Regions from separate parts of the Homo sapiens genome. Here region 2 is linked to region 1. A link is a loop called in an ENCODE intact Hi-C map of the cell type or tissue named here. Cell type or tissue: heart right ventricle. All regions are shown on one strand. Links, peaks and the distances in the headings refer to the core of each region. The heading gives the core; the rest is flanking DNA. Region 1 overlaps FBN1 (fibrillin 1). Region 2 overlaps FBN1 (fibrillin 1).

The links. Hi-C counts contacts between places; a loop is a spot of excess contacts. Peaks named below come from ENCODE experiments on the same cell type or tissue, not always from the same donor. Only the 100,000 strongest peaks of a DNase experiment are listed, where the experiment ranks them.
Region 2: it touches region 1 in a loop (2.0-fold over the local background); 26 of 110 quality-filtered maps call a loop at or near these places.

Annotation. Positions count from the first base shown.
Region 1 is chr15:48,528,970-48,541,862 of GRCh38, reverse strand. It overlaps FBN1 (fibrillin 1), which reads left to right. Exons shown (of 66, transcript NM_000138.5): 7 at 4,055-4,252; 8 at 7,658-7,783. LOC124903488 (a long non-coding RNA gene) reads right to left here. Exons shown (of 3, transcript XR_007064628.1): 1 at 11,139-12,893; 2 at 10,772-10,868; 3 at 10,506-10,585. Among named protein-coding and RNA genes, the nearest start is that of FBN1, 110 kb to the left of the region's middle. RefSeq lists an enhancer at 10,931-12,130. In heart right ventricle, for the core only: no CTCF peak of the experiment used is centred there; no DNase peak of the experiment used is centred there; H3K27ac peaks cover 3,417 bases.
Region 2 is chr15:48,628,890-48,641,782 of GRCh38, reverse strand. All of the region lies in intron 2 of FBN1 (fibrillin 1), which reads left to right. Among named protein-coding and RNA genes, the nearest start is that of FBN1, 10 kb to the left of the region's middle. In heart right ventricle, for the core only: no CTCF peak of the experiment used is centred there; no DNase peak of the experiment used is centred there; H3K27ac peaks cover 3,403 bases.

The DNA of each region.
Region 1 (12,893 bases), core at 3,028-11,027:
TTCTAATACTATATTTTAGTTGCATTAGGAATAATGATTTACACTGAAGCCAGGAATGAGTCAGACGTTACACAAGCTTTGAGTTAAGCACACTCCCTGTCTAATGCTGAGACTATCTGAAAAAAAAAAAAAAAAGAGTATGTAAATTTAGCTTAATATCATGTAAGTGCTATGGGAATAATTGTAAATAATTGGATTATTAGTAAGGAATTGGGAGTGTGGGCAGATTTCTTTCTGCGGTTGGAGTATTGGACTAAAAACAGCATAACCTTGGCAATCTAAATGAAGTACAGGACGAAAAGCACATGCCGCCAAATCGGAATGACATTTGAAAACCATGTTAATACAGCATTTACCTTCCAAGACATTTTTAGATCCAATTTTATTTCATCCAGATTATGCCTCTCCCTCTACAATCAGCAATTTTTGTTTAAAATATGGATCTACAAATACATTTATATCCACTTGCTAATCTGTACTGTCAAATAAGCCAGTTTGAATTTGTTTCCAAAATAACTTTGTCTATAGTGATAAATATCTAGCACAGAAATGTACTAAGTCCATAGTTTCTATTCTACATAAAGTATTCGCCAAATATATAGTATACTTAATAAATTGGATCCCTGTGGACTGTTGGGATGCCTAATATAGATTGTCAGAATTAACAACTACCATCTCGATTCTATGTATTTCATATTGAAATAAGAATAATACGTTATTGACCCTGGAAAAGTCTTAAGGGGTTTTTTTTTTTAATGAAGATCTTCCAATGAGAAATTCACATGTGAAGTTATGAATCAGTGGCAGACAGAACTGAATCAGATTTGTATTAGCATTTTGTAGAGTGTCTGGATTTTGCTGGTGTCACTCACAAAACACCATATTTGTATCTATCCTGAACCTTGGCAATCCTCATATATAAGATAATTCCATAGAGTATCTTGGCAAGAGGAGGTGGAAAAACAAATCCCAACAGTGTTGAAGAGAGGATTATAAATTAAAATTCATGTTGCGTTATGCTTTTTAAAAAGGATTGAATATGGCAAGCTAACCTGAATCTGTTTGATTAAAGCATTTGCACTTGTCTCAGTAAATTAACAGAAAGAAACAAGCCTAAATTCTCTTTCTTGTTACCTAACATGGAGAGTTTTATTTATTTTTTAAATAAAAGATTACACTGCTGTGATCTTTCTAGTCTCAGATGTAGGATATATATAGTCATAAAAATCTTGATGACTGTTTTTATCCTGAAAAGGATTCATTGTAATGTACACTGAATGCTATGTGTAATAATGAAGAATTAGAGGCAATTTAAATGATAGACAGTAAGAAAATTACTGAACACATTCTGTTATAACTTGATGGAAAATTATGCAGCAATTAAAATCATATTGTAGAATAGCATTTATTACATGGGAAAAAGCTTTGGCAATGTTAAGTGAAGAAAATCCAGCAGGATTCAAAAGTATATTTTTAGTATAATCCTTATTTTATGATTAAAAAAATAAAACACACACATGCATACACACAAAATCTTACGTACGATAATATAATCAATACGTTATCAAGGGTTTCTTTAGGTGTAATTACATTTGTTTATATGCTACTGCCTTTTCTCAATTGTCTAAAGTAATTACTTAATTTTGAATTAAAATACATAATAAAATATTGAAATAGAAAGGAAAGACCAAACAGCAAAGATGTATTTATTAAATCCCTATAGGTATTTGTTTGGGAGAATTGAGCCAAAAAAATAAAGATGACTTTGGTATTTCACTTTGTCCACATAGTTCCTGCATTTTAAAGAGATTTTGTTCCAAATTACTGCAGTGCTGAGTGACTTTTTCTTCATCGAAAGAACGAAATGAGGGCTGAGATTTATTCAACAGCTCAGTATTTAATACTTGTTTATATTTTTGTTTGAATTCAGTATCTGTGGAAGAAGATAGCAGGTTTTGAATAAATCTGGCATACAATGTAAAATATTAAACTATACCTACAGCTTGACTATATAAAACTAAAAAAACAGTAGAGTAAGAAATGCATAAACAAAGTAAAAAAAAAAAGACAAATGATAAACAGAGAAAGTGTCAGGAGACAGGGCTGGAAAGGTGGGTGGGGCTATATCATGCAGAGAAGAGGGACACAGAGGTCTTAGGCTTGTCTTTTGGCATGGTGAGTCTGGTTGCATGTAGATATCACTCACACAATTTTTGACCTGTTTGCATATCACCTGTACTAGTATTTAATATTTTTAAAAAATTGAATTAAAAGGTTTTTCAATTCATCATCCTCATAGCAGACATAACTGTGAAATCATGAGTCTGATATATTTATGCTGTTTCATAATACACATTAAAATTAATATGTGACTACTAAAATCTAAAATTATCTTGCATCCTGTGAGTGGGACATAACACTGGCATGGAGGGAGGGAGCTGGGGAACTGGGGACTCGGCATTTGGACCATCCTGTCTGTCTCTCCAGTGCTGCCATAGCTTGGATATGGTAGTCTTCTTTACATATATGACTGGCATGGAGTTTTGTTTTTGGAATTCTTCAGAAGGTTGATCTTACAGCATGGGCATCAGAGCAGTGCTGTTTCTGCAACACCATTGAACAGAGGTGGTTCATTGCAGATAGCAGAGGAGAGGGAGGAAGAGCACGTAGTGATGGGGAGCAGATGGAGTTGAAATTCCAAGGGAGGGGTTGGAGTGGAGATGCAAGAAAAAGAAAGCAAGAGAGAACACACAGGATAGAGGGATGCCAGCAGATAAGATTCAGCTATTGCCAAAACATTGTTACGATCCAGAATGTTGACTCTTGCTGGTACTGTAATGAAAAGTTGTCCTTTTTTCCTTAGTAAATAGCATGTCTGCGATGTCCTATGAGCTACTTAAAGAAAGAAGAAAATAATGAAAGCATCCCAGTAGTTTCATTAGCACAGCCAGTGATTTTCATAAAACTGTTGCGTTCACAGGTGAAAGGAACTTACTGGGGTCATTGAGTCCATTTTTAGACTCACAGGGATCACTGCACCTAAACACTTCTGAAAATGACCTGGAAGCATGCAAATGTTGGTTTGTGGATAGAAGCCCATGAGTCTTACCCCAGCCCAGCCTCCCTTGTCTGTCAAGGTCATTGTAGAACCACGGAAATGGATATTATGGCCCTGATTTCTCTCACAAGGGGACAACCTGGGTTTGGTCCTCTGTGCTCACTACGTCTTTATCTTTCTTATTTGTTGTTGGCTCTCTCTCTGTAGGAAAAAAAAAAAAGAGGCAGATCTTATAGCTGGTGGTAGACTGCTCTGATTGGAAATTCTCTTGTGGACTTAGCTTATCCCTGTTTTGCTTTAAGATGGTCCTTTTGCCTAGGGGTTACAATGATTTCAGACCAGTGTCCTCACTCTTTATATTAAAACCTAATGTGTTTTGCATGGACAAAATTTTAAATTCTTGTTTGTTGGTTTGCTTGTTTTGTATTTGAAATAAGATGACCCCAACTCAAAAGAAACAGATAACCATTTCTTTTATTGAAGGAACTCCCAGGAAGAAGGTGCCATGACTTGCCTCACTGCAAGCTTCAAAATTCTTTGCTTTCTCAGCCCTAAATAACAATAGACTGGAAGCTCTGTGAGGTCAGGGATTTGGCCTCTTTTAGTCACTGAAGCATCTGTATCAGGCATAGGAGCTGATTCAGTGTAGGCACTGATATATTTTCTTAAGTAATGAGTGGATAATAATATTACCATGTTACATTTGTATAGCAATTCACAGTTGTAAAGAGTTTTCCATTAGCTCGCCTGATCCTCACAATGCCGTTTTCAAAGTGGGTAACAACTGATGTTTTCATCCCTATTTTGTAGGTTAGGAAATCGGGTTCAGAAGTAGAATGGTCTATCCAAGGCCTTACACAGGGACAGTGATGCATGATTCTGTCCCTGAAATTCATTTCTCAATTTGGAGTCAAGCAAGATGGAGCACAGCTGTTCCTCTGCATGATGGTTCCTGCTTTTCTGGATTTTCATCAGATTTTTATTCTTTATTTTCAGATTACAGGACAGGCCCATGTTTTACTGTGATCAGCAACCAGATGTGCCAGGGACAACTCAGCGGGATTGTCTGCACAAAAACGCTCTGCTGTGCCACAGTCGGCCGAGCCTGGGGCCACCCCTGTGAGATGTGTCCTGCCCAGCCTCACCCCTGCCGCCGTGGCTTCATTCCAAATATCCGCACGGGAGCTTGTCAAGGTAAACCCGGGCTGATGGAATTATTAATGGATTAATCTTATTTGCTCTGGAGAGCCATTCTCCAATGAAGTTGAAGAGAATGGAAAAGTAGTGTCAGCTACATAACTTCACAATTTCGCTGACTGCATGATATCCAACTAAGGCATTAGGAACGTGGCTCTCGAGAGAGCAGCTGAAGTCTTACTGAATGTTTTCTTGCCAACCATTCCCCCTTTCTGACCCCAGAGGTGTTTGTATGTACCTCTGACTCCAGGGGTGGTGTGATTCTGTTTACAGCGATGCAGTGCATTATGGCAGTGCTGTGTAGAAACACAAAGCAAGGTTTGTGAACAAGGTAGTTTATGTTTTTCTTAATTTTTTTTCTTCATTTGAAACTGTTGAGTTCCTCTCTCATGGGTTGTGCTTAATTGACCTGAAGAAAATTGTTTCTCTCGACATTTTGCATGCTACATTTTGCATTTTTTTACAAGTCCAAAATAAATTAGGATTTGTTTCACAGTTTTAAATATCCCCAGATGTCGCCTGCTAGCTGCTTCTCCTGCCTCCCGTAGAAGCCCTTACTCTGTTTTTGGCTTTTACTCCTGTTCTTCCAGCTGTACAAATTCTTTTATTGTCTGGATGTCTGGCAGGAAACAGGAGGAAGTGAACAGAGGCAGCTCCACACTAAACTGATGGGATTGAAAACTCTCAGCCTGTATCTGTTTCCTTTAGACAGCCTCAGGACTTTTTATAGCAAGTTGCAATATTTTCAGAAACTTCAGGATATGCTTTTCTGAGGCAAATAGATAATACTTTGGCGTTGTTTTGTATGTTAATTCTAAGGGTAATGTGCAATAAAACAGAACTTGAGCTTAGTCACACAGTTTTGTGGGTCTCCATTACATTCCACTTCAATAAATTCCACTTCTGATATTGTCATTCCTGGCCTTCAGCTCCCATGTACAACATACAGCTCCTTTGGATGCCCTTAAATGTATCCCTCTGAATGTCAGGAGAAGAAATAAGTCACCTTGAAACTCTAAAATTATCAAGGGATGGATTGTAGTATTTTACAAAAGTTTAGTTGTTTTTTGGTGCCTTCTTATTTTTCCCGTTTTTAGAAAATCCCAGTGAGTTTTGAAGAATTTGTTCATCTTGGGATTACAAAGTTAGCTAATACCCATGAACTTGTTGACAGTGACCAGAGAGCTAGACTTTTAACTGCCTCAGCTGCCCATCAGTGACCCATTGTCAGAGGTTAGGGTGCTAATGGAATTGGGGGGGTGGGGATAATGAACTGCCTTCTCTTTAGCTTTGCTATTCGTTTCATAAATCTGGATCTTTCCAGCATTTGCTTCCTGTTTCTTTCTAACTCTGCTATTCAACATCCAAGAAAAAAAATGTTTTTTATAAGAAAAGTTTTGAAAACCCATTGAATCACAATGGCAGTTATATTGCTATTTTGAGAGTGAAATTCTTCATGTTTGGTTGTTGTTGTTGTTGTTGTTGTTGTTTTTTCTAAGAGATTCTGCCACCAGGTTGTGGCTCTTGCTCCTTGCTGGTGTTTCCAGTCCTTGGGTCAGATGTGAGGGGCTGTGGGCAAATGGGTTCATAAAGGAGCTTATTCTGTCTTCAGACCTGGAGTATACAGCCAGTGGAGAATTGCCTTGTCTATATTTTCTGTTGGCCAGAAATCATGATCAACAAGACAGCTAGTTCTGCCTATATGTAAAAATCTTGATTTTCAAAAACATTTTAAAAAATACATTCAACACATCAAGAGAATGGAAAATTCTGGTCTAAGACAAAACTGAAATTGGCTAGAAAACATAATTTAATGATTTTCCACATATAATCATGTATCTGTGGGTTAAGATATTTCATTTAAAACAGTAAGTGATACTTTTATAATAAACTAAATTGTTGTTTCTTTAATATCCCTTTTACTGCATGCTGACTTTTCTCAAGAACACAGGTTGAGATCTTATAAACAGCAATCACTTTTTTCTTTACTCAATGAAGAGTGAAACTAAAGAGCACATTAAGCTTCCAGGTTTCAAAAAGAATACATTAGACTGTTTGCTTGGGGATTCTTTATTAAATCAGACTTTTCTGTTATGAACAAAGAGATGGAGAGAATGTACATGTACTTTATAATCTTTATAACAAAAGTAGTGAGCCTGAAATGATTAATTTTGCTCCTGGAAGGTTAATATTTGGGCTTACACATAAGAACCCAAGTTAGTCCTTAGGTGCTGGTTATACAACAGTGAAGAAAATGGACAAAGTCCCTGCTTTCTGGAAGCTTATATTGAAGACATTTTGAAGACATTCAATTTATTAAATAAAACAAACAGGCATGTATTAGGTCAGTGGGTGGTTAGTCCTGTGGAAAAAAATAAACAGGGAAGGAAGGATGATTAGAGCCAGCAGCCAGGTGTTGCTGTTGGACTGTCAAGGGAAGGGCTCGTGGCTAAAGTGGCATTGGAGCACAGACCTGGAGGATGAGACATCGTGGGCCATGCAGCTCTCTGGAGGAAGACTATTCCGGGCAGAGGGGCAGCCTTACAGAGCTCTGTGGCAGGTGCATCCTTGGCATATTTGAGGAATCCAGTGTGGTGGGAGAGATAGGAGGGTGGAAAATGGGTAAAAGATCAGAGAAGTCATGTCGAACTCCCCAGGACATAGTACACACTTGCACGTTGAGCTGGGGAAAGACATGATCTCACTGACATTTACAAAAGTGGCTTCTGGTGGCCACTGTGCCAGCAAGGTAAGTCTGCAGCTGAAACTACACACTCACTCACCTAACAATCTCTCTCACTTCTTGGCCTAATTTTCTGAGTTGTTTAATTTTTACTGTGCAAGGCACTTCTCCAGAATGTGAAGTGAACATTTCCACTTCATTTGCGCAAAAACATTAGCTGTCTCGTGTAGTCTGAGTGACCTTCAATAAATTCCGTTTTAACTAAATCACTCAGTACAACTCTTAAAGGTAGTTTCATTGTAGAAATGTATTGCATTTTGATTTGCAAGATTTTTTGAATAACTCTGATTATTACTACCAATCTGGAGATAAAAATGAGGCCGTGAATAATGGCCTTTTAAACGTATCTTTATACTTTGCTGCATATGTGCTAAAACCCGCAAAAGTTAATGCACTCTCCTCTACATTAGGAAACATGGAAGGTGGGAAAACAAAAAATACTTGTGACTTCTTATGGAACATTATTAATCAAACGATGTATTTTACATAATGCAATTGTGAGAAACAGTTTCTCTAATCATATTCCAAATATTGTGATGGACAAATAACTCACCGATATAAATATGGTAACATAATTGTGGACAAATTATCACATTTTATTCTGCAATGAATTTCATATGAGTTTTTTTTTTTTCTCTCTGTCTTCTGTAATCTGACAGATGTGGATGAATGCCAGGCCATCCCCGGGCTCTGTCAGGGAGGAAATTGCATTAATACTGTTGGGTCTTTTGAGTGCAAATGCCCTGCTGGACACAAACTTAATGAAGTGTCACAAAAATGTGAAGGTAAGAAATCTTATGCTTTGCAGTTGGGGGGTGTAGTGGGGGCAGGCAAAACTCAACATTAGAAACAAGCTTGTTTGCAAATTATTCCTAAATCCTTCTGTCTTTGTCATCCCTGTGAATGTGTAAATATAATATTTTTAACAGTAATAATATGCCTTTGTGCTATTGGACCAGAAAAACCCTGTAGCTTTTTCCACTTTTATAGACCCAAAACAAGAGGTCCATCTGAATCAAATTAAATATTAAAAACATGAAATATTTTTGAACCAACATTTGGTTTAAAATGTTCAACACACATGTTTTTGCATAGTTCTAGAGACATGAATTTAAATTTGGTCATTAGATATCATTCAGAATAATATATCTTCCGAAGTTTTTCTAGTTAAAAGGTATGTTTGATTTTGTGTGTGGGGAGGCAGATTGATCTATTAACCCTTATATTTATGCTCCTAGTACATGCTCATGATTTTCTTTTCTGGGGGATGGTAATTGCCTATCAAATGAAAAGCTTTTAATGTTAGTCAAACAGAAAAGTAATTTGAGATAATTTTTATATTTACATTTAGTTTATAGATTGAACTTCTACAAATATATATACAGAGGATGTGTTTATAGTCACCACTACTGCTACTGCTCTTTGCCGAAATGAGGCCTGACTTCCAATTACAGTCATAATTTCTTCGTGAGAGGGGAGCATCTAGAAAATATGTAGGCAGCATTGGACTCTCTTTTCTTTGATGAGTGCATGTAACTTATATATAGTAATGTCCAACAATAGTGTAACAGCATTCTCAGGGCTACATCTCTCATCAAGATCAGAAGAGAAAACTTTTTCCTTCATCCTCAACTCACCCCACCTTGAGGTTTCACTTAGATGGATGCATTTTTATTGAAAACAGATGCTGTTATATTTATGCCCCTAGACTCTAACAGTGAGTACATTCTAAGTTATTTGTCTGGGCTGGATAATTAACCTTGTCAGTTGCCACTGTATATCAGATGAGCAAAAGACAGCTTTAAATTTAAGGTGCAATTCATAAGTTACATGTAAGACATTTAATATCTACTTGCCCTGAAACTGAATAATCTAACTCTGATAGAACTATCTTTATGAGTTGGAATTGTTTTTAGGTTATAAATCATCATTGAATTTATAATTGATACTGCATTCTTGAACATGTTATACATAGTTATTCGGGGTAGTTGTGAAAAAATAGTTCTTTCTAAAGACTTCTTAAAAAAACATTTTAAGTTTCAAAGAACAATAAAGTTGACTCTTGATAGGCCAATGTATTTTAGAAGTTGTACTGTAGATCTAAATTTGAAGCAGAGAATGTTGGCACTGAAAGGGGCAAAGAACTCAGCTATTTCCACACTCTACATTATATATTAAGGAATGGTGTCTTGGGTGTATTAAGTACCCTGTCTGAGGCCATTCAGACAAGACTGCTCAAATTTACCTCTTTAACTCACACTCTGGTGCTTGCTGAGCCATATTACATTGTCCTCTTTCCTAGATGAAAGTTATTATTCTGGAATAGATTTTCGGGCCATATACACACACACACACACATACACATATATATATACACACACACACACATATACACACACACATATCTTTATATAGACACACATATATCTATATACACACACACATATATATATGACATTAACTTAACAAGCCATTAAAGTTTATCACATGCAAAACCTACATCAACGATAGGTTGTGTTTTATCTTTTAGGCTTTCTCAGTTTAATATATTCAGCTTCAGAATATATAATCAGCTTCAAGATTGAGGGGAGTATAGTCCTTATGACTTGTCCAGTCTGTGTTTTGTTTTCTGAAATTATGATGGCTTCCAGCCTGAGTAGAATTGATTTTGTCTCTTGCTTTTCATTCAGACAAGTCAATTAACAGGAATGGTCTATGGATGTGGACTAGACAGAAGATTCTAATTTAATGCTCAGACTGAAAGAAAAATCATTCGAATCTTTTTATTGATGCTAAGAAACCTATTATGGTGGTGTATCCAGTGGACCAAAAACTCAGTCTATTACTTAATCCTTTTCCACACACAAAAATTTTCCAGCTACATGTGAAAGTCAGCAGCAAGATAAAAACAGACTATTTTGGCTAGATTTTTTTTTCCTTTGCCATCTACTATTACATTAATTTAGATAATGGTTTTTTCCTTCTTTTCCTTCTAGTATCAATGCAAAATTGATACTAGAGGAGAATGTCCTGTTAGTGCTATACATTCTCTGGCCTGGAGACTGGTGTGAACAGGGTTGACCTGTCTTACTCTGGTAAGAAAGTAATCAGGAAGTACCCTGAGAGCTCTTGGCAAGCCGGGTTCACTTTTTCGACGTCCTTGCTCTTTTCCGGTTACAGTGTCTCACTGTGGAAATGGCATAACTCTGGGCATCGGCTGGTGTCTAGATGGCCAATAGAGGGAACCCAGGAAGTCTGGCCCGTAATCACTGAATATGTTCCCTAGAAAGATGATGAGTATAACCATGGGGTTCTGTGCCCTTGTGAAAATGTCCTGGTACCTTTGCCATTGCTTTGAGTGGCTTTTTAAAGGTAGCTTCCTTTAGACTTGGAGGGGAAGGAATTGAGTACTTTTCATAGAATTTTTTCAAGAAAAACCAATTCCATCAAATTGGCTTTAGCAAATTCACAAGATGCTAACCCTCACGCTCTCAGATCTGAGAATGCCATTATTCGAGTTGCTTTCCATGAGATCTTCCTCTTGCAGAATTCTCACTTCCTTCCTAAAATGTCCCTCTTTCCAAAAACTAAAAAAAAAAGAAATGTTACGGAAAAGTGTTTTATAAATACATATAATTGGAGGACATTTTGAAATGTAAATTAACAAGTTGAAGGGATTTAAATAACAATTATTAAATTTTCATACATTTAAGAAGGAAAAGATTGAGATTTATAGCTGTGATTTGAGAAAAAAGGAAAGAGTTCATGCCCACCTTCTTTGTTGATCTTTCCAATGACTGTAGAGTACGCATGCTGAAAGAACACATGAACATTTTTCTTTGGAAACCAAGTCCATATTTGCATAGGTTACTATGGGAGGAAATTAAGAAATAAAAAGCGTAATTAAGGGATTAAGTTTTATTTCTGGAAGAAGTCCGTTGGATTCCTAATTAACCACTAATATTTTGGGATTTAGATTATCGCCAGCCCAGCCTTTAGCAATTATAATAGCACTGCATGATGCACAGGACCTTTTTAAAAGTGTAGCTTTTAAATCCATGCACTCCATAATATGTGAGCCAAAAACCTCAGGACTTCCCCTTTCCAAAATAATAGCATATTTATCTCATGGCTACTTACTGTTAGGGGCTCTTATCCTCTCAGGAGCTAAGGAGAATTCCCGGGGCGGCTTAACCCACTACCATAGATGGGGCTCCATCCTCTTTCAGCTGTTTGCAGGCCCTAGACTTTCACTGTTCAAGGTAACTGGCTCTCTCTATACAATTAGTTGAAAAAAAAAAAAATCTCTGCGGTGAAGGTCAAAGAGCCCTGGAAATAAGGCAGGCCTGGCTCCCGTCCTTGATGCCCCGTGGTCAAGTCCCTAATGCTTTGTGTGATCTTAGATAAGTCAATTACCATCTCTGAGTTACTTCAGCTTTCAAATGAGGGGGTTGAACAAGATGCTATGTGGGGGTTCTTTCCAGTTCCAGAATTCAGACTCCATTTTCAAGTTGTGATCGGGCGGCGGATGCAGCATGAATAAGAATTCAGACTCCATTTTCAAGTTGTGATCAGGCGGCGGATGCAGCATGGATAAGAATTCAGACTCCATTTTCAAGTTGTGATCAGGCGGCGGATGCAGCATGGATAAGAATTCAGACTCCATTTTCAAGTTGTGATGAGGCGGCGGATGCAGCATGGATAAGAATTCAGACTCCATTTTCAAGTTGTGATGCGGCGGATGCAGCATGGATAAGAATTCAGACTCCATTTTCAAGTTGTGATCGGGCGGCGGATGCAGCATGGATAAGAATTCAGACTCCATTTTCAAGTTGTGATCGGGCGGCGGATGCAGCATGGATAAGAATTCAGACTCCATTTTCAAGTTGTGATCGGGCGGCGGATGCAGCATGGATAAGAATTCAGACTCCATTTTCAAGTTGTGATCGGGCGGCGGATGCAGCATGGATAAGAATTCAGACTCCATTTTCAAGTTGTGATCGGGCGGCGGATGCAGCATGGATAAAAGCTGGCGTACGTGATGTGACTATAAAATAGTATGGCTGACGTTTTTGTCAACATGAAGAGTCAGCTTGTTTAGTTTTTAGTGATACATTTTACACTGGGTTGAGTTTGTACAATCAAAGTTAAGCTCACAGGCTCAGTGGCATTCATGATCATTAGTGTGTCACATGTTACTTTTAAACAGCTGCCACAGTTTTTAGTTTTTTTCTCTCATTGTATTAGTATCTAGGCAGTCAGGATCAGGTTAACTGTCAGGATCAGGTTTCTCTTGTCAAGTCCACAATCTTGGATGGAGCTTCTAGATAGCCAAGTAATAGATGGTGATGCCTGTCCCAGAACAGACACCAAGCTCCATCCATCTGCCCTCCACACTCTTTCCTCCCATTCTGCCAGAGGAGCCCTAGGATGAAGGGGCTTAGGCATGGGAAGAATGCTCTGGGAGAACAGATGAGACTGAAGGATGGGAAGGAGCAGAAACAAAGGACAGGTGGCGAATAAGGAAGGAAGAGATCTGCCATTTGTGACTCTTCTTAAGGTCACAGCAAGAAGCCAGTGGGGTCATGGACAGCTACCATGGGACAGCTACTCCCCAGCAGCTCTGCCTCCTTTTCTGCCTCAAGGAAGCAGGGAGAAATGTCCAGAGCACGGAAATAGCTCTTCCCAGCCAAGCACCACTCCCCAGCAAGCGTCCCCACCTGGTTTGCTTTCATGGCTGGCATTTGACACAGCCTGATTTATAGAAACTGAGAAAGTGACCGTTCTCAAATTCCCTCTTAACTTGGGATGCCTCAAATTCAATTAAAAGGAGATGAACACAGAGTGGGAAGAACTTGGAGAAATAATAAATTCATATGAATGAGTTTCAGAGTG
Region 2 (12,893 bases), core at 1,959-9,958, 100 kb before region 1:
TTATGTACTACATTTTTCCAGTTATTGCTTAAAATTTCTGTTTTTGTCTGTTAAAATATTACCGGCTTCAAAACTCACCTCTTTGACTACAGTGAAACCTGTTTACCATTCTGATTGGAGATGCACAGTTTATGAAGTGAAAGTGATTTGTAACCCCCGAGTCTGCCTGATGCCCAGTTGGTGGCAGCAACTTTCAGCACCTCACTAATCTTTCCTCTAGTTAAAAGGTACCTTAAACTCATCAGTATCTGCTGTGCACTGGTTCCTTCTCCCCAGCAAATACTGCCTTCTTGTTTTTCTCTGATGTGGCAGGTGACTACAAAATCCGCCTTGGTATTCTTCAAATGCATATATATTCCTTTCTTGTCAGCTCCCTCTCTTCCTAGATTAGAAAACTGCCTCATTTTCTGCTCACTGGATGTGCAGTCCCAGCTTGTCTTCCTCTCCTCCCCCCCTGTTGCAGGTGTTCTTTTTTTTTTTTATTCTCTCCCCACTGGGCAGCAAAAGTTGTTCCACAGTGGAAATTTAGGCATCCTCAAGTTTCTTCCCAGCTTCTGCTGTGTTTTCTTAGAGTAAATTGCCAATTTCTGTTTTTACAGGAAATCCTTTTTTAAAAATGGAATCAGTGTGGTCCCCATCTACTCTGCAAAAATTGCATTTTTCTCTATTTTCAAATGAGATTTGTTCAAGTTTCAAAACCACGTGAAATAATAAATGTATAGTAGTTTTCTTTTCCTTGGGCATTGCTTGATATGTGAAATGGGTTTATGAAAAATAATAAAATCATAACGCTATTTGTTTGACTTTCAATTCATGGGAATTTTTCTCAGCTAAACTCTAAATGGTGATTAGGCAAAAAGTGTGGGAGACAGTCCAAAAAAAAAAAACTCAACTGTACTTGAATAGCAATAGTTATGCACCATTTATTTATGATTGCCTTATTGCTTTAGCTCCCAAGTAAGGAAATATTACTGTTTCCTGTCAAAGGGGGAAAAGTTCTTCACAGTGAGATCTCCTTTCCCAAACCTTGGAGAAGATGGATTGAGACTTCTGCCCTTGTTGTGTGGTTTATAGGTACATGAGACCAGTTGTATTTGACACAATTTGTCCCCTTGTGTGTGATTCCTTTTGGTCTTTGTTTATTTGTTTATTTTTTTCCAGAGGTCTTGTTGCCAGAAAAATACACATGGAACAGTTCATACCCATGGTAGATTATGTGATGGCAAACTCCAAGGGATTAGTTATGTAGAAGTCTGTTATTAAAATAAAGAACTGTAATAGGGAATACAGAAAAAGTTCTGTAGACTTTATAAAGTCCATTTTACTTTATAAAGGGGACTTTAAGACTTCACCTGAAGTCAGATGGGCTAATAATTAAATATGGGGAAAGACTCCTGCAGGGGTATGGTTTACATTTATTGAAAAGATTAAGCTAAAATATTGGGACACAATTTTTTTTTAAAAAAGGATATAGTGTTCTTAAATAGAAGATTTCAGCAATTCCACACATGAAACAAGAAGGTAGAGACAAAATATTTATTTATGTGACTCATTTTGTAACATTGAAGACATAGAGGTTGTTTATAAAAATGTGTAAGTTGGTAATACAAATTAATTAAAACATACATCAGCCTATGGTGAAATGAGATGAGAGCTGATGGAAATGGAGTACAGACTTCCCTTCAACCTTATTTGGAATTTTAAAGAATATTAAAATGTTCCTTTATCGTCTTGTGTAGCATATACTTTAAAAATTATAGTATTATACTGATGACTCTAATCAAGCAAAATACTAAAAAATTATTAGAGTATTCATGTACCAGTTTGTTGGCTTTTTCTTCCAGTAAGCCAATCAGCCTAACCACTTTGGGAGTTTTAGCTTTATTTTCAATGTGAAAATAAGATTTTACAAATGTTTTCTTGAAAGAGAAATACATTCTTTTAACAATTTCTTTGTTTTTAAACATGAACCCAGCAAATGGGCCTGCTTAAGCAACTTAGAATTTTTTCCCATGAGATTCTTTGAAGAAACCGACATCAATAATATATCAGGCCTGAGTTATGTGGCCTAACTCAGGCACATGATAGTTTAGCGTTTCATGATTGTTCAAGTCGATTTTCTCATTAGATAGTTAAATCATTGAAGACAAGAATCCTATTATAAGCATTTTACCACTAACTCATCATTAAGTGGGGTTTCAGAAAGTTCATTAATTCAGGAAGTCTTGATTGAATGCTAGCTTGAGTTTAGTTCTGTGGAAGGCCAGAGACATATACCCCATAACCCTGGGGGTACTTCAGGAACCGTGAGTGCACAGAAGGACAGCGTCCCTGGAAAGGGGGTCTGGTATTAAGTCTAAACAAATACATAATAACAATTGCAGCCATGGTAGGTAACATTTAGGTAACATCTATATGTTACTAAGCACTATATGTTGCTAAGCACTGTTCTTACTGTTTTGCATATGATAATTCATTGAATCCTCATAGCCACTCTACAAGCTGGGTGCTTTCATAAGCTTCCCTTCACAGATGTGAGAGCCGAGGTATGCAGAGGTTAAGTTCTAAAGACAAAACTTAACGTTAACTTTTCTTTCTCCATTAATTTTAGTTATGGTTTTGGTTTTTCATTCCACCAGACAAAAATGCAGGCCCAAGACATTGGTAAAATTCCACTTAAAATTCCTAATATTCTTTCATGCTAGTTCACAAATCCTAAGTATGGTTAATCACACAGTATTATTTAGTCCAACAAGAAACTTTCTGCAAAGACATTAATAAAACAGAAAGAATCATAGGATGTTAGAGCCAGTGGGACTTTGGACAGCGTATTATATTTTAATATTAGACCTTGACTTGTGTGAGGGTGGTAGGTAACCATTGCAGGCAGCCTGCTGGGCGTTGTGTGGGCTTCTGAGCTGGAGGCATTGCTGTTTATGTTGTTCAGAACCCTCTTGCTGTCATGTCCCCTGTGAGAAATCTCTCTGAATAGGGTTGCAAGAAGTATTTCTCTTTCCAGTGGAAATTGGTATGTGTCTTAAATCACGACCAGTCATATGAGTTATTTAATTATTTCTTTTTCATTTTTTAACCTTGGTTGCCTGTAAACTCAGCCCAATTTTTTACATTAAATTGCAGCCATAATGGTAAAAAAAAAAAAAAAAAGCTCTGATGTATCACTTATGATTGTACTTTGCAAATACTAATTCCTTTAAAACATAAATCCTTTATGAGGAAAATTAAGCTTATTTATTCATTTAACAAATGAAGAAACAAGGGATGCAGAGTTTCAGTAATTACTCCAGGGACATAAACTAGTAAGTGGTAGAGTTGGAAAATCTAGCTTCATAGCTGGAGCTCTTAATCTTAATATTTTACTGCTTTACAGTTATAATAAATCTTGTAGCTGGTAAATTTTTTTCTTTCATACCTTTTATACCTTCGTTTCCCAAGAATCTTCTCCCACCATTGCTATGTGGAAAGACTCAACATTTATTGATGGCAGATGCTGTTACAAGCCAAGGGAAGCATCATTGTGGGAATGGGATTGATCAGAAGTGACTTTACAGTGAAAGTCTATTAGGGCTGGGCATGGTGGCTCATTCCTGTAATCCCAGTGCTTTGGGAGGCTGAGGCAGGAGGATCACTTGAGCCCAGAGGGTTGAGGCTGCAGTGAGCTATGATCATGCCACTGCACTCTAGCCTGGGCGACAGAACAAGATCCTGTCTTAAAAAAAAAAAAAAAGTTTATCAGTGGTCAACAAACTGAAGACCAAGCTCACTTTTTTTGAAAATAGAGTTTTATTGAAACAAATCCATGCCTGTTTATTTACTTATTATGTATGGCTGCTTTCTCCCTACAGCAGCAGAGTGGAGTAGTTGCAACAGAGACAGTATGGCCCATAAAACTGAAACATTTGCTCTTTGGTCCTTTACAGAAAAAGTTTAACAACCTCTGATCTACGTGATAAAAAGTGACTGTCTACTAGGAGTGAGAACTCCTTGAAGGCAGAGATCTTGCTTGTTTTATTTATCTCTAGGAACATCTAGGAACTGGGTATGCGGCACATGTTCAATAGAATAGTTTTTGATAGTTGAACTCTGAGCAATTTTGATGAGCTGATTAACTGGGTATGGTTAATTATATAGACTAGAGCTTGGAGTAAGTATAGCTGAGAAATAAAGGAAAGATGAGTGAAAAATACATCAAGGGAAAGGGATATGAAGTGTCTGAGGTCTTAGGACATTGACTGCAGTTGGGCAGGGTTGGCACGGCATGGTTCCAAGTGACATGGTTTGTAGTGCAGTCTATGAAACGAGTGCCCTCTGGAGCTGTGCAGTTTGCAACCTTGAGCAATCTTGTGAGCCCGTACATAGGTGGCAATGTTGTTAGGGAAAGGAGAGGGACTAGTGGAAATATAAATGTCACTGATGTTGTGAAAGGCAAGGACGGGGAGCTAGTAAAGGATTCTAAGATAGGAACATGATCAGATCTTTGCCACTGGGTAGAGGTGTGAAGGGTAGATGATTAGAGAGAAGAGAGACTAAAGACAGGGAGATTTGGATTTAGGAGGCTAATATAGGAGTCACAGTGAGAGTCCACGATGGTCTGAGCAAATTCAGTGAAAGGGGTGAAGAAAGAAGAGACTCAGGTGGTTCCAGAGTTAATGCAGACAGTACTTGACTAGTTGGTTGTGAAAGACAAAGGCGAGGAGGACCTAGAATGCTCCCACCTCCATATATATTCAAACTTACCATACACGAAGTCATTGTAGCACCATAAAGAGAAAATAAAGGGAAACGAGATCAGGCCTAGGCCCTCTACTACCATGAAACAAAGTATTTTCATTTGTGAGTGTTTGAGTTATTTTATTGCTACGTAACAAATTGCCCCAGACTTCGTGGCTTAAAACAACAATTTTATTCTTTCTCATGATTCTGTGGCTCAGGAATTTAGACAGGACACAGTGGGGAATCTTGTCTCTGCGCCCCACAATGTCAGTTGGGCTGGAACAGGCAGTATGACTTCTTCACATATGCATCTGGTTCTGTGACCAGGCACTGGCGCCTGCAGCCCTGTTTACTTGGGTGTGGTTTATCTAAATGGACCCACTGAGGAGGGGAATAAAGGAAGCAAAGAGCCACTTGTCTGGCTCTGCTGGGGGCCTTCCAAGTTTTAAAGCTGTCTCTCATGCAGTCTCCTGCCTGAACCTGCCCCCGGGATGGAGCCATTGAATGTGTTTTTTTTCAAATGGGGAGACTGAGCCCCAGATGCAGCGACTAGGCCTTGCTCAGAGTGAGTGTCTGTTGGGGCTGGATCTTGAACAACAGCCTCCTGACCCTGGTCACATGTGTTAATCCCACATATTGACCGTAGGCTAACTCGAAGGGCTGGGGGCTGGCTGGCTGGGGTCACATGGACTCATATGTCCTCGACATTGCCTGGCTTCCTTGATTCTCCTTTATATAGTCTCAGGTTGTCCCCTTTCTATACGTGGCCTCTCTACATGGTCTTTAGAGCAGCATAGCCAGACTTTTTCCATGGCAGTTCAGGATCTCTCAAGAGCACAAAAGTGGGAACTACCAGACTTTCTTCAAACTTAGCCTGGAATCGCATGACCTGGAATTCCATCCAAGTCATAGGCCTCATCCAGATTGAAGGGCATGGACTATTAAGACCTACCTTTGGATGTGAGGAGCATCATGTGTCTGCTGGGAGGGGAGAAAGTGGAGCCATCTTTGGAGACCAGCTACCACTGTGAGGCAATAGATCTTTGAGAAGGCTAATCAGATACTTTAAGTTTTAATTCTAACTTGATCAAGTTCAGTTGGCTTAGTTCTCTACTGAGGATGCCTCATTGTATTTTGCTGCTGTAACTTCAGAATGAAAAAGCTCCATAAATATTGTGTTTGCATGTTCTGTTAGATTCATGTTAGGGCATTGATCTTAGTTTGTCCACAGTTCTGCATTTAAAGAACTCACAACTGTCAGGAATAAAATGAAAGTTCCTAATGAAGCAGTATGTTTTGTTTTATTCAAATATGAGAATTTCAAAACATCTAACCATTTTCCATTTGCTTTTAAGAAAATCAGCTTTTAAGATTATACATGAAATAAATTTAATGGGCAATCACTCTAATTTATTAACTTTGGTATGTTTTAACTTTCTTCTGTATGGAATTTTATTTTCAATTTCTATTTATAGCCTCAAATGTATGTATCTGTTGGTGTAATCCACCTCAATTTTTTAAATTAGGGGTTATACTAATAAGTAAAAATAGGTTGCAGTTGCTAATAGAATTGGTGTTGTAATGAGCTGAACTGTACTATTTTTCTTATAAATGGAGTAGCCACATTATCAATAGAATAAAATTGGATTAGGAATATAGTCAAGTTTGCATTGTGGGTGTCTTATACTATATCAAATCCTAGATTTAAATTTCTTGTGACTACCACTTTTTCAACTTAAGTGACTTTTTTTTGGTTGAAGTTATCACTGACTCTATTTATTCAGCTCCCTCAGAGCGGAAGAGAGAAAGCAAAAATCCCTATCTCCACCATTCCCAGCCGGAGATGTATTCCAGACAGCAAGCAGGCTCAGAGTGGGAGAACTGCTCCATTAAACAAGTGGTTTAGTTCAACATTTTGAAGGATTATGAATTCCTAGACCATCAGTCATACTTACATTCAAATATAAGTATCCAAACACATCTAAGTCCAAATATAGTACAACCATTTTATGATGTTGGTGTTGGGAGACAGGATTTATGTCTGCCCTAAAGACACATTGTCTGCTGTCAAGTTTCATGGTTTTGAACTGAAGTATGGTAATATCTTTATTAATAAAGACAATGTATTCCAGAGGCAGGGTTTCATTTTGTGTGTGTGTGTGTGTGTGTGTGTGTGTGTGTGTGTGTGTGTGTGGTTTTTTTTTTTTTTTTTTGGTTTCTTCTTCTTCCTTTTCCGGTTCTGTTTCTCCTTCTTTGTTGCCATCTTTTCCTTTTCTTCTTTTTCTTCATCATCATTGTTTCATCTTCTTTTTGTAAGTAATTTCATAAGCTGTGCTGCAAATAAAATAGGGAGGATAGGAATATCAAATGAGAGTTAAAACCTTAAGAAAAGTAAACAAGGTCTAAGTAAAATACAAAATTTTTACCTGGGAACATTGGGGTGTTCAAAAAGCAAAACAGGGTTAAGGTTTTTGTTAGGGGAAGGAAGGAGAAAGCCTGAGGGAAGCAGGAGGAGAGAGCTGGGAGAAGGTTCTGGAGTGAAAGTCTTGCCAGCCAGTGGACCTAGGCTGGACAGAGCAGATGCTGGGTTTTGAAAGAGATTGATGACAACCCCTTCACTCCCGGCAGCATTGGGACCAGGCGACCTGTGGCCTTAATCAGCCTCTTTTAGGGGACAGAGAGCTTATGGAGGAGAGTCAGGACATAAAAGAAAGACACTTGGATGCCAGAAAAGATTCGTATGAAAACATTTAGAGGAATGCAGTGGAAAAGCAGGTTAATCCATTGTCTGGTATGCACCTGTGTATATGGTACTATGTAAAGTTTGATGCATCCTGCTTCTTGTAACTAATGGTTTATTGTGTATCATTTCCCCTGTTCATTCAGTGCTAATTTGTAAGATTGTGTAATCAGACCCTAATAGGTTTGGGCCTTTGATGAATAACTTTTAAAGGACCTTCTTATTTTTAAATGCTTTTATTTTTGCCATTGAAATTATGGCTTATATCTTCTTCCATAGCCAGACCATCCATCTTTAGAAAAATTCATATTATAAATTAGTTATAGTAGGACAGATTTTAGAAATGTATAAATACTGAAACTGAGGCCCAGAGAAGGTCCAGGAACAAGTGCTCAAGGTGCTTATTTTCCTCTCCGGTTCGTAGGTGTGGAAGCTGAGTCACGTGGTAGCGAGAGCTGACCTAAGAGGCGCGTTGTTGGGTAATAGATTGGGCCTCTTTGTGTTCACACCCTCAAGAGGTGGACTGGTATCTGCAAGTTCTCTGCTATACTTGAAATAACCAAACCTTATCAATCCTGTGGGCATGGGTGTTTTCTTTCTCTCATTTATTTGATCTTAGGCAGTGTGATTACTCTCTCAGCGGTCAGCCCTGAAGGGGTGATACTGTAGCAGAGTTTTAGATCCTCAGTACTACCCTGCTCTCAGTGGGAACCTCCACATTAGAAAGGATTGGGTGGGATGGGACTTTTTGAGGGAGGTAGTTGTCAATGAGGGTATCAGTCAGGTGGTTGGAAAAAGAGAAATAGTCTTCTCCGGGAATCGGAAGCATGACTCCTCCCCGCAACCCTCCACCACACACATACTCACACTTCTAATTGGCAGTCAAAGAGTCAAATGACCTGGGATCAACTAAGGCAGTTCTGGGTCTGTGATTAAGCTTGGTTTCTTGTTGTGTAACTTGCTGGCTCAGTTATCCAAACTATACATTAAGAGTTTATGTAATAAACATGCTAAAGAAAGAAAAAAATTCTTAAATTCTTGTGTTTTCCTCCATATCATCTCACCTAGTAATACTGTAAAACATCTGCCTACTCCAAGTGACAACTATGTTATGAGCATTAGCTGCGTTTGAATAGGACCCAATGCTTCATTTTCAGAATGAACACCCTGTCTTGGGCTTGTTGATATTATTATCTTTTTTTCCAATGATTCTAGGCAGAACTGCCATTTGGAATATCTTTCTCTCCCTTTCTGATGGGGTTAATGTCTGAGGAGATGTAGGCAAATGCTTTTCAGTGAAGGACTTGATGTGCAGCCTTTAAGTAGACAAATAGTTTTTTAATCTTTCATGGACTGCTGGTGCTTCACACCCCAGAGTTGAGGCCACTGACCTCAAGTTTGCAAATTTTATATCCCATTACCACCCTGTGAGCTCTGTGCTCCCCAGGGTCACATAGTCGGTGTTTTAGCTGGAATCTGAGAAAGTGCCTGAACATTTCCTGAAGAGTTGGCTAGGAATGTTTGGCAGTTTGGTCATAAAAACCCAGAGCTAGTGGCTGGGGTATATGTTATAATTACCTCACACTATTTCCTATTTGAGCCTGGCTGTGGGTAGTGGGGTATACTGGTATTGATTGTGGGACCATATTTTAAAGGACCAAGGAGTCATTTTCAATGATCACTAATAACCTTTGGCCACACTTTCAGGGAGGTTTGGAAGTGTGGAAATAGACATGCTTTGGGTCAAACCCTGGCTCCACCACCTTCTAGGAGGAAACCTCAGACGAGTGATTTGACCTCTCTGGGCCTCAGTTTCTTCACTTGTAAATGCGATTAAATTACTCATCTTTCTGTGTTGTCCTAAGATTTAATGGGATGGTACATTTCAAGTTCTTAGTACTATGCCTGACATGTTTAGCTATGATGATGAGAATGATTATAATGCTGTTACAGATAAGGAAAATGAGGCAGAGAGTCATCCAAAGAGGCTGTTTTTTATGGCTAAAGCAAAAATCTAGATAATCATACCTATCTGGATACCACAGTCTCCACTTTCTCATCATAGAAATGATTATATTAAGAAACAGGAGGCAAACCTGAATTTTAAAATGTTCAAAAGTGTAATTTTAATGGACTTACTATATCTGTGGAGATCTGGTTATACTTAAAGGCAGTTTGGGGATAAGTTTTTATTTTTAAATTTTCTCTTTCCCTAAATTGTGTTGTCTTCATTGGGAAACAAACTTACTAAATATTATTCCTTATTAATATGCACCCCCTCAACTCTTCCAAAAAAGTTTGCATTTTTTAACTGGCAGATCTGTCAAATAGGCCTTGCCTCTTTCCTGATTAGCACATTTTTTAAAAAGATACTTTGTGAAAAGAATTTAAATTTTAGTAAATGGAAAGACTGGGTTGAAAACCATTCTCTTTGGCAGCAGTGCAGAGATACCCTGGGAGTTAGAATTGTTTCATGGCAAGGTGGTGCGCTATTCTTGAAATGTGCTTTAATTGCCTCTGTTGGAGTAAGGATTTGGTTATAATTGGGTAGCCCAGATGACCACCTACAATTCTTAGCCACACTGCCTTTCAACACATAATCTCAGAGGTAAAGAGATAAGCCCTCTTTTCCAGATTGCTCATGTCAGATCTCGCGGAGAACTCCAGCACTGCCCCAGTCACACGCCCTTCACTGTCGCCAAAGAAATAGGACACTCCAGCTGGTCAGGACTGAGCCATGTGTTAGTCCTGCCTGAACCATGTGGAATGGGCTTAGGAAACGAAGAGTTTGGTTAGCAGAGAAGGGGAAGGGATACTGGATGGGCAAACACAACACATCTGCACTCACAGGGAGAAAGCTCCCTTTTCCATAGCGTCAGTATTCCCTCCACCCACTCTGTTATCACTGTCCTCTCTAGGTGCTTTGTGGGCAGGCCTTGCTTGCGTGATTGGGGACAGGCTGACTCAGATTGGCAGCCCCTGAGAAGAGCCACTTTCTAGTTGAGCGTTCCCTTCCTTTGGCTTCATGCCATGCAGCAACATAATGCTCATTTACTACAAAGAGATTCTTATTTGTTCTTCTTCTTCTGTGTCCTCTTTCTCTTGAGAAATTGAAAATCTTTTTATTTTTAAATTTTCTCTTAATGATTTCCATTTTGATTTTAATGAGAGTTGACTTTCGGAGAGGTCTTAAACTATTGAACATCCGTGAGAGTGGAACAAAACATACATTATCTTAATTTAGGCATAGCTTTCGTAGAGTTCCTATACGCTGCACCCTACATGCCAGCTCTGGTTAACTGATTGGCAGTAAACTCTAAGAAGTTGCGGTTGCTTCATATTCATTCACAGCCTATAAAAATAAGAGTAGAGTGTTTTAAATAAGGAACGATTTGAACAGATAATAGTTACTTTTCTATTTGCCATTGAAAATGTTCAAATTACTTAATGTCTCTCATCCCCGTGGGGTAAATCACACCATCACCAACAGAAAGTTTGTAAAAAAGTAAGAATATAAAATCAAACAAATGAATACCAGGTACTTTCTTTTCTTTTCTTTTCTTTTTTTTTTTTTTTTTTTGAGATGGAGTCTCACTCTGTCATCCAGGCTGGAGTGCAGTGGCACAATCTCGGCTCACTGCAAATACCGGGTATTTTCTGTGCTCTACCGACTTCCTGGGAAAAAAATAAACCTCAAATAAAATAAACTTTTCCTTTTAAAGTTTTGAAAACCTTTCAGGTATTTTACAAAGATAGGCAAACCACTTTTTCTCCTTTTGCTTGTAAGCAGTTCTAACTTAATCCAGACATTATTGAACTTTGACAGAAGACAGCAGGGTCTAATTTGACTGCAGACTGACTCATCTGCTCATTTGCATTTGGGACCTTCCTTGAAAATAGGTTGTTTGACACACATTCTCACACATTGAAAGGTCAGAAGACATACCAGGATTCTTTGCTAAATGATTTCCTCCCTCCATTTCATATTTCCCATGTCCATAAGAATTCTTCCACTTATGCACAGAAAAACCCAAATTTAACCTTTTTATGGACCTGATACACAAAAACCCCTTCCCCCAAAACACATCTTTTGTTAACTGATGGGTTTATGTTTGTCATAAAGAAAGATAAAATGTCTTTATGAAAATGAATCATGTCAAAAAGGACCTGTGATGCCCAAGGGGATCCATCCCCTGGACCGACATGTTAATTGTTTGCACAGGTGTAGTGAAGTCATTTGTTCTTGGATTCTTCATCTAGTGAACTGTAACCTTATTTAGTAGCTGGATACTTAGTAGGAACACTTTGGTTAGTTCTTGCCACTGATTTAACATGGTACACATGTTGGGATTGGACTGTTGTCTCTTAATGGGGGTCCCCTCCCTCTCAGGAATGTTGAGCTGCGTAACAGATAAAGGTGGTTCTTCAAGTGAACGAAAACAGAAAACAAAAGTGTGGCATGATGGCATGTAGGAGACTGTGGATATCAGGATGGACTAGGCCAGGTGCTGCTGCAAATTTGTGTTTTTTAAAAAGAATTTTATTTAACACAGATGTGGATAATTTCAAAACTAGCAAGAAGGATACAATGATGATCCAGCTTCAGCATTTATCAATTAATGGTCAATCTTGTTTTATCTACTTCTTCTCTCCCTCATTGCATTTATTTTGAAGTAAATCCTTGAAAAATCATTTTACTTTTAAATATTTCAATGTGTGTCCTAAAAGATAAGGGCCCTTTAAGAAACATAAACACAATAACATTATTCTGTTTACCATTAACACTAATTTTCTAATATTATCAAATATTCAGTGAATATTTAAAATTTCCTAATTGAGTCATAAATTTTATTTGTTTTTTTGCAGTTTATTCAAATCAGGATCCAAAAAAGTCCATATTTTGCAATTGGTTGATCTGTCTTAAATATTTTTGAATATGTAGATTGTCCCCCTGTCAGTTTTTCCTTGTAATTTATGTATTGAAGAAATTGGTTCCTGTCCTCTACACCAGTGCTTCTTAAGATGCCAGTCCACAAACTCCTGTTACTGGTCCATGATGAGATGAGAAGCCAGGGTGTAAATCCAAAATATGTCACTAAGCACACTATTTAGTTCAGCTGATATTTTATTTCTAGGGAGACTTTCTCGATGAAGGAAGCAGTGAGATGGTTTAGATTCTAGCTTAAACTCCTTATCTCAATATAGACTAGTAACGTCTAGTTTGTAGAACAGCACTGGCCAGTCCTTGGACCACACATGGCTTTCACCACTGGAGAGTTTCTTGCAGTCCAGTGATGACTGCATTCCAGTGGTATGGTCCTACCATGTTTCTCAGTCCCCTGTATTTGTTGTGAATTGCTAGTTAGAGCTAGATGCTTGATTCAACTCAATTAACTTTTTTTTCAAGAAGACTTTATAAGTG